Regions from separate parts of the Homo sapiens genome. Here region 1 is linked to region 2. Evidence: chromatin contacts called from ENCODE Hi-C or POLR2A ChIA-PET data. All regions are on one chromosome and are shown on one strand. The core of a region is the stretch at or near the end of the contact, and the rest is flanking DNA. Distances in the headings are between cores, read along the strand shown.

Evidence for each region. A loop is a pair of places that touch in the nucleus more often than their neighbours do. ChIA-PET counts read pairs that join two places held with the same protein, here RNA polymerase II (POLR2A). Pooled maps may share reads with other maps.
Region 1: a map of CD8-positive, alpha-beta T cell shows a loop between it and region 2 (4-fold over the local background). The contact joins the promoter of POLR2M here to the promoter of TCF12-DT in region 2. A Hi-C loop is called at or near these places in 3 of 168 maps with a recorded cell type or tissue (CD8-positive, alpha-beta T cell, ascending aorta and naive thymus-derived CD4-positive, alpha-beta T cell) and 11 of 50 pooled maps. POLR2A ChIA-PET finds 5 or more read pairs at or near these places in 1 of 52 experiments (CD4-positive, alpha-beta memory T cell).

Annotation. Positions count from the first base shown.
Region 1 is chr15:57,702,662-57,708,066 of GRCh38, forward strand. It overlaps POLR2M (RNA polymerase II subunit M), which reads left to right and starts at 4,053. Exons shown (of 4, transcript NM_015532.5): 1 at 4,053-4,294. The coding sequence starts at 4,182. It overlaps GCOM1 (GCOM1, MYZAP-POLR2M combined locus), which reads left to right. Exons shown (of 17, transcript NR_104371.3): 14 at 3,273-3,711. RefSeq lists an enhancer at 3,948-4,167 and a silencer at 4,488-4,537.
Region 2 is chr15:56,916,951-56,921,987 of GRCh38, forward strand. It overlaps TCF12-DT (TCF12 divergent transcript), which reads right to left and starts at 1,549. Exons shown (of 4, transcript NR_015419.2): 1 at 590-1,549; 2 at 115-262. TCF12 (transcription factor 12) reads left to right here and starts at 1,694. Exons shown (of 21, transcript NM_207037.2): 1 at 1,694-1,956; 2 at 2,942-3,038; 3 at 4,076-4,148. The coding sequence starts at 2,964. RefSeq lists silencers at 854-993, 1,514-1,643, 1,814-1,863, 1,954-2,243, 2,294-2,733.

The DNA.
Region 1 (5,405 bases), core at 2,803-5,302, 790 kb after region 2:
GTTCCTGTGACTACTGCTGTTTAATAAACGACCCCAAATTTAGAAAAGGCATAGTGAAGATGTCTCTGCTCCACAATGTCTGAGGCTTCAATTTGGATGTCGTGAAGGCTGGAAGTGACTGGACAGTTGGGGCTGAAATTATCCAAAGTTTTGCTCACTCACATGTCTGGTGGTTGATGCTACCTGTTGGCTGAAACTTCAGCTTGGGATGATAGCCAAAACATCTACGCAAATGCAGACTTCTTCATGGCTTGCTTGCTGAGTTCCAAGAGTAAGCACTTCAAGAAAGCTAGGTAGAAGTTGCATCACCTTTTGTCATCTAGACTAGAAAAATCACTTTTGCTCTAGTTATAAGCACGCCCAGATTCAAGGATAGAGAAGAATAACCCCATTTCTTGACAGGAGGAGTGTTAAACTCACATAGCAAGAAGAACACATTTAGGATGGGAAATATTGTTGCTGCCATTCTGGTCAACTCCAACTATATCATGGCCAGTTTTGTGGCCATTCATGCCCCAACAATGACAATCAAAGCAAGAAAACAGAGGAGAACAGCCTGGAAATTCTAAACATTTATGTTTATCAGTTTTACAATTGATTGTCAGTTTTTATCTTCAACTAGGTAAGGACAAGTGGAAATCATTCCCAGGTCTTGTTTTTGTTCAGTGTCCTTGTGTAGCTTCGTGGCAGTGGGATGTCTATAGGTCATCTTGGCAGCACCTCACGTGACTAATGAAATTTTCCTTTCCCTTAATTCTGTTTTGAATTTTCCTTCCTTTCAAACGCAGCCAAATTTATTAGTTTACTCTGAGAGCAACATTCAGGAGATTAATCCAAGTACCACTGGAAAAGTGATTCATCTTTTTAATGAGCACTGAAAAACACAAACAAAAAAACCCCAAAACACTTGCCCAGATTCATTTTTATAACGGATGGGCTCTTTGACAGGCAACTGGAATTCTTTAGCAGAGATTAGCTGTCTGTGGTTTGTGGGCTCCATTTCCTTTCAAGTGTTTGGTTCAGCTGCAAACAGGTATAACCTGTAGCACTCATTGTTTCTCTCTTTAGTCTTCATTTCTCCATTGTTAAATTTCTCCATTTTATATCTTCTTCTCTAGACACTGCTGTGAAAATTTGTGTCCTAGATATTTATTTTTTGTTTCATAAATTATAAAAGAATACTTTGCCTATTTTCCTTTTGAAGTGTAAATAGGCTGCAAGTAGTCTGCTTCTGTTGTAGAGTGATGTTTTCCACTTGCCATGCTTCCTGGTTACTGACAAAATTAGACAGTTTGTGCTTGGATGCTGGTGGGAATTTAGATCTGTATTATGATATCTTGAAGCCCTAAGCCATACTGTATAAAAGATTCTATCCCAAACCACTGAAAAATCTACACAGTAATGATGATTAATTATATAAAAAGCTTAAGATTTGCATATAAGAAACATTTCATTAAGAGAAAGAGGAATATGGGGGAAAGGTAGAGAAAAAAATATGAGAGAAGGAGATTGTGTCAATTACTACATGCTATGTTCCTGAGAGGAGACAGAAAAAGTACAATTATAGCTCCCTCACAGAAAGGACTTTACAATTTTGTTAGGAAAGGAAAAAGAAATCTCGATGCATAACACAATTAGAGAAGTATAATATGCTTCATGCAGTGAGGTTCCAACTTTAACTAAGCCCTATAATTGTGCTGAAAAGAAAGAGAAGTTTGGTTTGGAATAACATGGGAAGGTTCAGGGAGGAGGTGAGACTTCAGCCAAGACTTACAATTGGCAAGGGGAGAAGAGATAGCCTTCCACAAAAGGGTAACAGAAGGGGGCAAAATTCTGAGGCCTAAAAGAAAGGCATCCTTGCCTTGGGGACACCTGTGGCCTACAATCAGCACATGGGGAGTTCACTACTGTGGGAGAAATAAAGGCCTCCAGCTGGGGTCCAGGGGTGGGGTGAGGGAGGCTTGCGGGGTGCTTATCACTGTAAACCAAAAATAAAATTTGAAGGTCCGCCCTCAACCGTCTGAATGGACTTCCTCCTGTAGTCCAGGGTCCTCCAAATTTAACCTAAAAGACTGGCTTAGGCCATGATGGGAAGCTGAGGTCAGACATGCCTCATTATGCCCTTCTTTCTTTTAGAATCCAGGAAAAGCTACACAGCATTTAATATCAACACATATACCTTGAGTCTGATAAGAAACACAACTTACTTTCTCTGAAGCCTGCTAACTGGAGGCTTCATCTGCATGATAAAATTTCGGTCTCCACAAGTTCTTATGCTAACCTAGACATTCCTTTAAATCAATTACCAATCAGAAAAAAACTTAAATTTACCTATAACTTGGGAGCCCATCTTGCCCCACACCCGCTCTGCTTTGAGTTGTCCCACCTTTGTGGATTAAGCCAATGTTTATCTTAAATGTATTTGATTGATGTCTCATGTCTCCCTAAAATGTATAAAACCAAGCTGTGCACCAACCACCTTAGGCACGTGTTCTCAGGATCTCCTGAGGGCTGTGTCACGGGCCATGGTCACTCATATTTGGCACAGAATACATCTCTTCAACATTTTACGGAGTCTTTTTTTTTTTTTTTTGTCAGTACCACAGACAACCACCTGACTCGAGGACCTTACCTATTTCTCATTCAGCCAATGCTGCAGCACGTTATTAACGTCCTTGAAAGCAAGTCTTATACAGAGAAAACTTATTTTGATATATTAATGAATCTGATCAGAATGGACCAGATTGGGGGGATAGATAAATGGTTGCAATTGTGCTCCCTGGAATAGCTTTGGAGTTTACCTAGATCTTCTGTCTCTTTAGGACAGAGCTGCTTGTGTTTATATAGCATCTTACACAGGATTGAGACAACTTCAATTTCCTATATCAAAAAATCGGGGGAGGGCGGTGGGTTATGGGGGTGTTCAAACCTCCCAAGTGACATCTGCTGTGACTGCATGTCTTCCTACTCTTTCCACTGGGATGCACCTCTGGTAGCTGAACTATAACGAGAAGGTAAAAGCTGTGTCCAATACCTATTAAGCTGCCTTCTTCTCAACAGCTGGGGAGGTGGCGGGGGTGGGGGGGGGCGGAGGGAAGTCTTTTCAACAGTTTTACACATTTGGAAATAGGCCTAAAGTGAAGAAGGGGATTTTCAAATTGGTGTGTTGGAAAAGGGGCTGGGCTTTTGAGTTTGAAATCTGGTGCTGTCACTTACTGGTTTTGTGCCCTGGGAATATTTATTTCAGTTTTCATGCCTCTGTTTTTCTATAGGCAAAGTAGAAAATTCGAAAAGGTCCTCAACGAGTTTGTACAGCTGCTCCCACTCCCTCATCACCTCTTGTGGGCCTTTGGAAATGTATGTTGGAGGAGACATTTTGGATTGTTGCAATGACTTGGGAGTGCCATAGCACCTAGCAGGCAGAAGCCAGAAACACCAAATGTCTTAACAATGCTTGAGGCGGTGCTACAAATGAAGTCCTTCTCCAAATGCATTGAGCCCCAAGAAAAATCGCTGATTCTGAGGAACCTTCCAACTTTAACAATTTCAGGACGTCCCTAAGCTGAGCTAGGAGGCACCACGCACAGGCCGGAGGCACCACGCACAGGCCAGAGTCTCCCAAATCCTGTCCCGCACTCTCTCCCACCTTATTAATGGCCAGCTCATCTTTCAAGTTTCGACTTGAACCACTTCTCAGAGATATCTTCCCAGGTGCCCATCCCAACGTTACTATTATATCATAATTTGATTCTCCCTCCCCCCATCCCCCCGCCAACTCTGTAAACCCCAAGTATAACACAGGACGTTGCTATTTGTTGACTGACACATAGTGCTTGGTGAGGTCACGCTGGCGCTGAATACTTTTTGTATAAACCGACGAACAGCTGATGACCGCATGAATGCTCACACAAGGGGAAAGGGCGCCAAGCCAAGGAGCCGGCGTCATCCGACGTAACTTCCGCCCTTTAACGCTCCTGCGGACGCCCCCTTCTCCCAGTCCGTGTTTGTTTCCGGAATTTCAATAAAGCTCGATTCGGCTCGAAGAAGACCCCGTTCTTCCGGGAAAATGGCGACTCCCGCTCGTGCCCCGGAGTCACCGCCGTCCGCGGATCCGGCGCTAGTAGCGGGGCCTGCCGAGGAAGCCGAGTGCCCGCCGCCGCGCCAGCCTCAGCCCGCGCAGAATGTGCTCGCTGCCCCGCGGCTTCGAGCCCCAAGCTCCCGAGGACTTGGCGCAGCGGAGTTTGGTGGAGCTGCGGGAAATGTTGAAGCGCCAGGAGAGACTTTTGCGCAACGAGTAAGCTGGGGTCCCGCGGAGTCTCCGCCAGGCTCCTTCAGCTCGAGCTCCCTGGGCGCTCCCCTCCCCTCCCGCACTCTGTTCCCTTCCCTGGAAGGTGACTTTGACTCAGTCACATTCGCTTCAGTCCTACGGGCGAGTGGACGGAGGGCTTGCTGCGGCAGAGCCGTGCCTCTTCCTGGCCAGGCACGTATGCCTGCGAGGATAGCTCGGATTGAACGGCTACCTGGCGTTGCAGGGAGTTAGTAGCCCCTGGTCGGTTTTATTTACCCGGGGACTGTGGTGGTTCCATGAGTCTGCTTTCTAAACCCTTTTGTCGCCCGCACCCCTAACCCATAACAGATTGTCAGCTTCATCTCTGGATTCTAAGCTTACAGGAACCGTAGGAAATGGGAAGAGTGGGATATGAAGAGGGGTTTATTAGGCCGGGAAAGTTCGACCCTCATTCAGCTGGCTGGTTGAACGGATTTTAGCAAGGGAGCCACGTAATAAAAGTGATTTTGTTTTTTAGGCAGCTTTGTTCAGCAGCTTGTTGCAAAAGATGGTTTGAAGGAATAAAAAGCAGAAGACAGTAGAAGGATATTTTCAGAGAGACTTCCCACGAGACACTTGTAAGAAAGTGAGCTAGGAAGGGATTGGGAGAACTTTTAAGCATGGACTAATTTAAATGCAGTTGACAGAGATGGCTGAAGTTTCCAATCTATATGGAAGACCACTAGCAAAAATAGGAAAATTCAGGGAGAGGAATAGATCCAAGGTTGATTTTACTTAGGGTGTGCAGAGTTGAGAGGAGAGCAGGACAGACATTTGGTTAATCGAAAACCAAACACTTAAAAGCTGGAGAAGTAGTCATGAGGCTCAAGAAAGAGAGAACCCTGGAAAAATACAGAAAACAGGAATTTCAGCTGTAGAGTGTTGTTAATAGTTGAAATTGTGGGGATGAATGTAGTGTCAAAAAGAACAGAGGACTTAAGGTGTAATTTTTTCTTTCCATTTATTGTATAGTTAAAGAAAAGGGAATCAGAAAAGGAACTCTGTCATCCAGCAAAAGGGACAAATAAATAATTGGTTGGGATCAAGACATGTGTTTTGACCTTGTGAGAATAGGTTT
Region 2 (5,037 bases), core at 299-2,798:
GGGAATGGGATTCTGCTGATTTAGGTTGGAATTATGCTACGTTGCTTAGATTGGGACCACATGCCCCTGTAAGTAGGCAGAGCAGGGATGTGACTCAGAACTGGGCTTGTTTACCAAGATAAGGAAGAGTGGATACTGGGGAGTCTAGGCCACCATAAGTTTCAGGTACAGCCAATGCAAAGCCTTGGAAATCCACCTGACAGCTCCGGTTGTACCGTCCGCCCTCCGTATCTGGGGTTTCCAAATTCCGGGATTCAATCAACTGAAAACAAAAAATGTAGTTAGGCTTACCAGGCCTGAAAATACATGAAAATATAGAGCCTAAAATATAGCCTGAAAATGTACTGAAAATATAGAGATTTCTTTGGATGATTATTTCCTAAATACACCTTAACAACTATTCACATAGCATTTGCATTGTATTAGGTTTTATAAGTAATCTAGATATGATTTAAAGTATATGGGGAAACACACCATTTTTATGTAAGAGACTTGAACATCTTAGAAAATCCAGAGTCTGGGAACCAATCCCACGGATATAGAGACAACTGTACTAACTACAGTAATGGCATATGGTAGCTGAATCTACCTCTCTTTCCATCCCAGTCCGGAATCCAAAGGCTCCTTCTTGCCATGTTGTCCTCGGGCGTTGGCTGCTTCCTCCCATTTGTTACTTTGGAAGTGTCTTCTTTCCTCAGTGTTTCTTCTGCGTGGGCCTTACCGGTCTTTACTGCACTCACTTACCTAAGAGGCAAAACAATGGCTGCCATTCAAGAAAATCTCACTTCAGCCCAGAATCGAAGAACTGGGGCTTATTTTGTCTTCTTTCTACTCTGGGGCTTCTCTGAGGCCAAGTTCAGAACTTGTGCACAAGACAGTGGCTGTGTGACAGAGCCACCCAGGGCTGTCTCCGTTAGATGAAGAGACTGGCTTGATCCATTCCCAAGAACTAGTCCCACGTGCAGTTCGGTTGCTCCGAATGGGATTTGGGTGCGAGGGGCTGACTGGAGATGTGGGGTCTGGGTGAGTGGGGTATTTGAGAACCTGAAGCTCACAAGGCTTTGTCTGGTTTGAGGTACGTTTTGCCCTTTCTCCCGCATTCGGCTCTGCATCGAATCTGACCGGCCGCGCCTACTCTCGGAACGGCCGAGGAGGATGGGTCTCCCGTCTCCACACGCGCGGTGTCTGCGCCGACTGCAGCCCTCCTGGACGGGAGCCTCTGGGCCCAGCTTAGGGTGGCGTCCAGCGTGACCTACTCGGGAATGGCAGCCTTCAGTGTCCTGCGGCCTCGGGTTCCGGGAAGCTCGGGGACCTGGGCAGCGGATCCAGATGCTTCCACAGCTGTGTCTCCGTCGCTCCGCTTCGGGGGCCGAGAACCAGCAAGACCAACGCGAGGAGGCGCCACGGTACCTGCCACCCCGCTCCCAGGAGGCCCGGACGAGGCTTCGTCGGCGAGCGGTCGGGGCCTGCTTCTCGAGGTGCCTGCGAGCGCCTCATGCCCCTCCCCACCGGCCCCAACTCCGTCCCGCCTCACCCGACCGCGGGCTTTGTCCACCCGCCGCGGTGCGGCTCCTCCCAGTCCCCGACAGCTCCTCCCCGCCCCCTCTGCCGGCCCCACTTCCTAGGCGGCGGAGCGGGTCGGGGAGGGAAGGGTTAACCCGCGGCTCTTCCCGGCGCGGAGGGATCCGGAGGCGAGCCGAGCGCGGTGGTGAGGCCGCCTCAGCGAAAAAAATGTCCGCCTGAAGAGACCCACAAGTTCTATTCGGGGGGACCGACAGCCCGCCCCGGGAGGAAGGGGCGGCCAGGCCCGAAAGCCGCCTCCCCCTCCCAGACCCGAGAGCTCGTGCGGGGCAAAGTGAACCGAGCCGCTGGGCGGTGCAAGGGGAAGCCCAAGCCCGTTCTCCCGGCCAAAGTGAACTTTAATCGGGGTGGTTGGATGCGGAGACGGGGCGGCAGGTAATTGCGGGCTAGCGAGCGGGAGTGGGGCGGCGCGGCGGGGCTGGGGGCTGCGGGGCGCCGCCGCGTCCCTGCCGGAGTGGGGGCGCCCCCGTCCCCCGCCTCAACTCCGCGCCCCTTTGTACAGCGCGAAACCCGGGGTCCCCTCCAAGTTGGGGAGCGGAGTGGGGGCGGAGGCTCGAGTCGCGGGCGCTCAGGCCCGCTGGCGGCGCGCTCGGCCTGTGCGCCCCGTTCGGTGCCCGACTCGGGCCGGCGCCCAGGCTCCGGGGCGCGCGGGAGATCGGGCGGCTTCGGCCGCGGAGCCAGGCTCATTGTTCGGCAGGTCCGGGGCAGGGCAGCAAAAGTGGGAGGAGGCCGAGCCTGGGGAGGAGGACGCCGGCCGAGAGCGAGACTAGTTGTCGGGGTTTCTGTTTTCTGTTTAAAAACGCCCCTTGGATGAGCTGGGGGTGCTTTCCGACCTCCTGGGCCCGCCGGGGACGTCCGGGCGGCGGCGGCCGCAGACGCGGGCCTGCGAGCGGCGCGTTCCCTGCAACTTGTCAGTTCTATTGTTGCCGAGCGAGTGAGTCACTTCGCATCTCCGCTCGCCGCCGCTCCGCTCGCTGGACGCCGAATTGCCCCTCACCCCGCTCCTCGAGACCCCAGCCGCGGCCGGGCCCGGCGCGCGGAGCACCCGGCGGCGGCGCGGAGCAGGGGGCGCCGAGGAGGTGGCAGAGACTGGCTCGGAAACTTGGGGGAGAGGCGGCGAGTTGCGGGAGCCGCCGCGTCGATCTCGGGCCGCGGCGAGGAACGCGTGGATTCCGGGACCCGGCGCGGGCACTGAGCCCTCCCGCCCCTTGCTCGCGCCGCGGTGGGAGCGAGTCGGGGTCCTGGAAGTCATCCCGGCGCCCCCAGCGCTCTTGCGTAATCTTCCCCAGTACCTCTCTCTGTTCCCTCACACACTTTGGGCCTCGGTGGTCTCTCGCTGAGCCCGTTTCCTCTGCCCTAGGACCTGCTAGAAGTGGCCGAAGATGAATCCCCAGCAACAACGCATGGCCGCTATAGGGACCGACAAGGAGCTGAGCGACCTACTGGACTTCAGTGCGGTATGAGAGCTTTCCATGGCATCTTGGGGTTCTGCTGAGGTTTTTGTTTGTTTGTTTGTTTGTTTCTTTTAAATAAAGGGTGAGGGGAAGCAACGTGGAGACTAGGCAGCGTGAACTCCATCTGCTTTCTGCTTAAGCAGTAGTTCTCAGGGCTGGAGTCCAGCTCCCCCAAGTTGGACACCTGAACTTTGATGTAATGTCTAGACTTGCACATTTAAAACTTTAATGCCAGAGGGGTCATTTGATTTAACCAGTTAAAAGGAGAACAATGTAATTATGACCTTTGGTTGAGTCACCCTCCCACCGCGATGATTATTGGGGATCTTGTACTTTATATGAAAAAGTGTTGTTTTTTTCTTCAGTACTCCTCACCATTTTCCTCTCCAGTATCAGATGTAGTTTATGGTACCTGAAAGATGTCAGCGACAAGAAAAGTAGTCCAGAGCTAGAATTTCGAGCCTTCTGAAACAGAGTACTTTTATTTTATACACACACACACGTGTGTGTGTGTGTGTGTGTGTATTATGTTCTTAACATGGGAAATGACTTAAAAACATCAACTGAAACCTAAGGGCCCACTGCTTTTATTTTTAATGGGTTTAATTCCTTTATTAACTGCTGTTAGGAGGCAGCACCTATACCTGCTTTATACAATTCAGTTATAATCCTTACTGTATGTAGTAATTTAATGGGCCATAATTCTGACTGTGTATATTGAGATATAATGTAAATGTAATGAAATTCACTTAGTTCTGCAGTAAAGATCATGTGTAATACTATACTGTTTAAACTTAATAATCTTGGACTCTTCCATGTAAATGATCGGGTCTTCAGAACAAAATGTAACCATTATTTCCAATTAATTAGGAAATAGTATCATTCAGTGTATTTGCCTCTCTGGATCTGAATGTATCTCCAATTTTATTTTAACTTCCCTCTGAAATTTAATAACTGATGGATGACTTTTGGTGGACTTTTGTTTGCAAGGAATCTAGAAGAATTTCAGGACTAACAGATATATTTGGGTTATTTTGCAGATGTTTTCCCCACCTGTTAATAGTGGGAAAACTAGACCAACTACACTGGGAAGCAGTCAATTCAGTGGATCAGGTAAGATGATGTCTTAAACTAAAGACTCATATTTTGGTGGTGTGATACATTTTAGTAGAAAAATAGAAAGCATAACATTTAAATATTATTGAATATATGTATATAAAAGATGGAATTGAGTCAAGTGATAATTAGTAAGATTTATTAATTTTAAAAGATGACAGTTCCCTCAGAAATCTGTAGGAAATCAGTAGTTTCGTTTACAATTATTTAAAATGTTAGTGGGGTAAATTTTCAAAATGAATAGAAACTTAGATTTATTTTTAAATGATAAGTATTAGATGACTGAATCCTTTCCTATATCCAGATTACATTATGATAATGTTTAGAGTAAGTTAAAGTAGATCTACACACTAGTGATCTTGTCTTTAAATTTACTTTCAATACATTTATGACTACTGTGCTCCATTTTAAAACATCCCATTTTTCTTAAGTATGCATTTTTTCTTTTTTTAACTTTTAAAAACTCATAATTTAAAAATATTTTAGAAGGAAGGTCCATTCCAGTGTGCAAAAGCTGTAACTTTTTATTTAATTTAAATTTATTTCTTTGTGCTTAAGAGATGAAAAAAATAACTAAAGCCATGACAGCATCATCTTAAGAAAACCAACTGTCAAATCTCTGGGCTGAAACTCAGTAATGCCTCTTTGATGGGTGCTTTTTATTTCCCCTGGTAAAATGATAGTTGGTTTCTTAAAATACTGTGAGAATAAAACATCAGAAAATAAGGTTAATTTCATAACCACCTAAACACTTTATACCACTTTACATTCTAAAAAGTTTGTTTTTAAAAATTGTATACTAATTTATTAAAATTCATTTTTAATTATGAAATTAGAGCTTATGGGGAAAGTATAGCATGTCCTTAATCATCTTAAGTAAGTGAAA